Linked DNA regions of Homo sapiens: region 1 is linked to region 2. A link is an interaction called in ENCODE POLR2A ChIA-PET data of the cell type or tissue named here. Cell type or tissue: A673. All regions are shown on one strand.

What was found. ChIA-PET counts read pairs that join two places held together with the same protein. Peaks named below come from ENCODE experiments on the same cell type or tissue, not always from the same donor. Only the 100,000 strongest peaks of a DNase experiment are listed, where the experiment ranks them.
Region 1: POLR2A ChIA-PET joins it to region 2 with 11 read pairs; 2 of 35 experiments call an interaction of 5 or more read pairs at or near these places.

Annotation. Positions count from the first base shown.
Region 1 is chr6:148,227,974-148,230,473 of GRCh38, reverse strand. It overlaps a transcript of SASH1 not described here. Among named protein-coding and RNA genes, the nearest start is that of SASH1, 110 kb to the left of the region's middle. In A673, no CTCF peak of the experiment used is centred here; no DNase peak of the experiment used is centred here.
Region 2 is chr6:148,529,255-148,531,754 of GRCh38, reverse strand. It overlaps SASH1 (SAM and SH3 domain containing 1), which reads right to left. Exons shown (of 20, transcript NM_015278.5): 13 at 94-229. Among named protein-coding and RNA genes, the nearest start is that of SASH1, 190 kb to the right of the region's middle. In A673, no CTCF peak of the experiment used is centred here; a DNase peak (open chromatin) is centred at 1,014; H3K27ac peaks cover 1,974 bases.

The DNA.
Region 1 (2,500 bases), 300 kb after region 2:
AGGAGCAGTGGCACCCACCTCTAGTCCCAAATACTTGGGAGGCTGAGGCAGGAGGCTCATCTGAGCCCAGGAGTTGGAGACTAGCCTGGGCTATATAGTGAAACTCAATTTCTGAAAAAAAAAAGAAAAGAAAAAGAAACAAAAATCTCTTATATTGATCAATATTCAAATGTTCGTATTAAGTGTGGTCTATCCATACAATGAGGTATTATTCAGCAATAAAAATGAATGAAACACTGACACAGGATAGAAAATGGATGAGCCTCAAAGAATTGTGGTGCGTGAAAGAATCCAGTCACAAAAGACCACATATCGTGTAATTTCATTTATATAAAATATTCAGAATAGGCAGATCTATAGAGATGGGAAGTAGATTAGTGGTTGCTTAGGGGCTGGGTTAGGGGTGAACAGGAAATGACTACTGATGGTTACTGTGTCTTTTTTATAGATGATAAAAGTGCTGGCCAGGCGTGGTGGCTCATGCCTGTAATCCCAGCACTTTGGGAGGCCGAGGCGGGTGGATTACCTGAGATCAGGAGTTCAAGACCAGCCTGGCTAACATGGCGAAACCCCGTCTCTGCTAAAAATACAAAAATTAGCTGGGTGTAGTGGCATGCACCTGTAATCCGAGCTATCCAGGAGACTGAGACAGGAGAATCGCTTGAACCTGGAGGCAGTAAGCCAAGATCGCACCATTGCATTCCAGCCTAGGCGACAGAGCAAGACTCTGTCTCAAAAAAAAAAAAAAAAAAAAGTGCTCTGACGTTATATTATGGTGTTGGTCGCACAACTTTGTGAATATATGAGAAGTCATGGAATTGTATACTTTCAATGAATAAATTATAAGGCATACAAGTTATATCTCAATAAAGCTGTTTGCTAAATTTGGACGTCACTTTTTTTTTAAACAGCTTTGTTGAGGTATAACTCTGGTGTTATACGTTTAGTATTTGTTTGTTCACCTCTATCATAAGCTATATAAGCTATATGTCTCTTAGGACTGGGATCATTTTTATCAATTGTTACACCTCCACTTCCTTGTATAGTACTTTTTGCCCGAATGTTAATTTAAAAATGTTTGTTGAATGATACATTTTAGGCTAAATGAATACAGTTTGCATCAGCATTAGGGTAGACATGTCACATGTAGTCCACTAACCCTCCCCAAGTCTTTTATGTGAGTTGTTGTTAAGCCAGGGCAATTCTATCCTGTACTTGGGCAGAAATTTCTTGAAAAAAATCAAAGTTAAGAGTTTACATTTATTTTAAAATTTTTATCATGTTAGAACCCATCAGTCATTTTAGCCAGTTAAGTGTTTTTTTTTTTTTTTTTTTTTTTTGAGATGGAGTCTTGCTGTTTTGCCCAGGCTGGAGTGCAGTAGTGCGATCTTGGCTCACTGCAACATCTGCCTCCCAGGTTCAAGTGGTTCTCCTGCCTTAGCCTCCCCAGTAGCTGGGGTGACAGGTATGCACCATGTTGCCCAAGTTTTTGCATTATTTAGTAGAGATGGGGTTTCACCACATTGCCCAGGCTGGTCTTGAACTCTTGACGTCAAGTGATCTGCCCGCCTCGGCCTCCAAAGGTGCTGGGATTACAGGCATGAGCCACTGCGCCCAGCCAAGATTTTCTTGGATTTTTTTCTCTGTCATTAAGTGTAGTCTCTATTTCTACCTGCTTTGTACTACAAACCAATTTAAATAAGCATGCTGTCTTTCTCCATAAAAACATTAAACTGTAGAACAATGTTTTTATGGAGAAAAAGAGCTAAAGTCACATGCTGGTGGAGCATAAAACGCTCACTTGAAGAACACCTTGGTAATGGCTCCAGCTAACTGTACCATGACCTAATCCTGTGGCTGGAACCTCTGGGGAGTCTTATCCACCTCCCCAAATCCATTTGACAAGCTCAGGTCCAATACCACTTCTTTCATGGGCTATTCTCTGATCTTCTCAGAATGTCTATCTTCTATTGAATTTGCCACAATATTTTGTTTGTACTACTCTTGAGACATCCCACACAACCTTGAATTATAATTGCTCACATGGGTGTCTCAGCATTTATTCTAGACCATAAGATACTTAAAAGGAGGAATTGTGATTTCTTTGACAGTTTTGTCTCTTAGAATTTAAGGGTGAGGGTGCTTAATAAGTATTAGAAATAACGGATAAGTAAAATATTCAGTGCTATTAAAAATACTATTAAATCTCAACACCTCCAGGGGTTACATATCTGAAAAAAGATATCATACATATCTATATAAATTCTAAAATAAATTGAAATAGTCCATATCAAAAACCCTGCTGGAGTAGGTAACTCTTCACAATCGACTTCAATTATTCATGATATAATTTTTGCAGGCACATCAAAAATTGTATGTTTAGAGGTTAGAGGATGAATCCTCTTACAGTTTTCAAACCAGTCTGTACTAGCTTGAAATGTAATGTTTCTTGCACTTGAATTTTCCCTGCTTTGTGTCTGCCAGTCTTGGCCCAATGCTT
Region 2 (2,500 bases):
CTTATTCACCTTGAAATTGCCTGAACCTAGTGCTCAGTATATGTCAGATATTAACTCCAAAGAAAATAATCTACAATGACAAACTCGACTTACTCATGGAGCTCTGCCCACTGAGAGAACTGCGAAGACTTTCTACAGAACCCCCGGCCTTGAGCTTGGGCTTGTCCAAGTGTTCGGGGTCGGGCTGTGAAGGCGGAGGGGAGCCAGGCATTCCATCAAGGCCCGAGTCCTGCCATGGGTTTCAACAAAATGAAGAAGTTCATCAGAGTGGACAGGTGTTGTTTTGTAATTCTCAGCGACTTGGCCTTCAACGAAATCAATCAAATCAATCTATACCTATATTTGATTCTATAACCAATATTCTCCTCCTCTTAAACTTACATCCTCGCTTACTTTTAAAGTCGTGGCCAATGTCACTATTTATTAAGCACTCAAATACTATTTCTCATTCTCGAATAGATATTCTTGGAATCTCCAAGAAAAAAAAAATCTGTCTACCACACAGACAAAATACTTAAAGGTTTAGAGACTCAGCATACGCAAAAGCCCAGTAGCAAGGCTGGACTTCAAATGTAGATCAAGTACAATCCATGATTACTAGAATACCTGGAAGTGTAGTCAGAGGATATTTAATCTACTTGGATAGGAAACATGCACTTTTAAAAAAGTGTATTCCTGGAAAAAAAAAATTGGCTAGATTCTTATATTTCTATTTGTACAAATTATTGGCATTGGATAAGGAAACATGAATTTAAAACCCACATATACAGCAAACATACTATTTTCCAGTCTACCATAAAATTTCCATATGTTACTCTAAAGTTTTAGCTTCTTTCACTTTTCTAAAGTGTTGTCAGTAAAAAGCTGGGAAATCTCTTTCACACCAGAATCCTGATGGGAGTGACTCAGCAGTACTTCCTGCATTTTGAGTAGCTAAGTATTATCCTCTCAGCGGCTCCTCATTTGCACATTTGAGTATAGCATGCTTATTTGATTCGTGGTGCTACATCAATAGACGATATCACACTTCAGAAAGTTTGCAGTGAGAATTGTTTACTTGCCAAAATAGAAAAGTCTCTGGCATATTACATATGGCCGCAGCCACACGGGCTCAAAACCAGCTAAAATGAAACCTGCTATTTGCATGCTGCCGAGTCATCAGAAGGGCCTTAACACAGCTCCGCAGGTCCTGCAAACATCTGAGGACATCAGCAACAGCAGCTTCTGATCCAACACACATTAGTGCTTTCAATGTGAGGAAAGTGAGCAAGCGACCTCAAAAACAACAAAGAAAACTAGAGCTGACATTATTAGGAAGTTACTGAAGCTCCAAAGTATGAATTCCTTAAAAAAAAAAAATTCATTCCTCCTTTCTGCGTCATAAAATAAGTAACTTTTTTCCCATTAAAATCTTCTGTAATGCTTCTGAAAAAAGCACGCAGTTTGAAAAACAGCAATAGTAAATGTGGGTCTCTGATATATTTTCAAATGCTTTAAAAAATTATTAATTTATTCATCACATGTTTATGAATTACCTACAATAACAGGCACTAATCCAGGTATTGGGCATATAGCAGCAACGGAGAAAACAAATATCCCTACCATAATGGTTGGTATATTTACTAAAAAGTTTTTTTAAAAAAACACACAAGGTGGGCGCAGTGGCTCATGCCTGTAATCCCAGCACTCTGGGAGGCTGAGGTGGGTGGCTCACGAGGTCAGGAGTTCGAGACCAGCCTGGCCAACGTAGTGAAACCCCATCTCTACTAAAAATACAATAATTAGCCGGGTATGGTGGCACGTGCCTGTAGTCCCAGCTACTCAAGAGGCTGAGGTGGGAGAATCGCTTGAACCCAGGAGGCAGAGGTTGCAGTAAGCCGAGGCCACACCATTGCACTCCAGCCTGGGTGACAGAGTGACACTCCGTCTCAAAACAAAAACAAAAACAAAAAAAAAACAACCACATAAAACCTTCCATTATTTTTGCTTTACAGAAAATTTATAATGATCAGTTGTTTCTTTTATTCCTTAACTTATGTGAAATGGCTGCTTTAAAAAAACAGAACTAAGCACATAAGATTGCTATATGGTAGTAAAATTATTGAAAAATGCCAAAATGACATTAAAATTCTATGCTTCTGATTCATAAAGCAGAAAACCTCTGTGAACGTAAAGCTTAAGAGTTTTAGTGGCTGTTTCAATCTATCTTGGGGAAAAGCAAACTTAATAAAATGCTTTCAATTAGTAGCATGCTCTCACTAGCATGCTGACTGCTTCATTGCTGGGAAGAAATATAGAATCACTATCACTCCGTCACCCACAAGGACAAGAGAATGAAAAGAATAAAGAAAAAAAATCATGGATAAGACATGCTGAAGGCAGTCCAGACATCTATCTCCTGCAGGTCTAACAAGCCACGGTTTCTCAGCCTGAGCACTGATCATTTTGATGGACAGCTCTTTGCTGTGCAGACCGTCCTGTGCATGCTAAGATGTTTGGC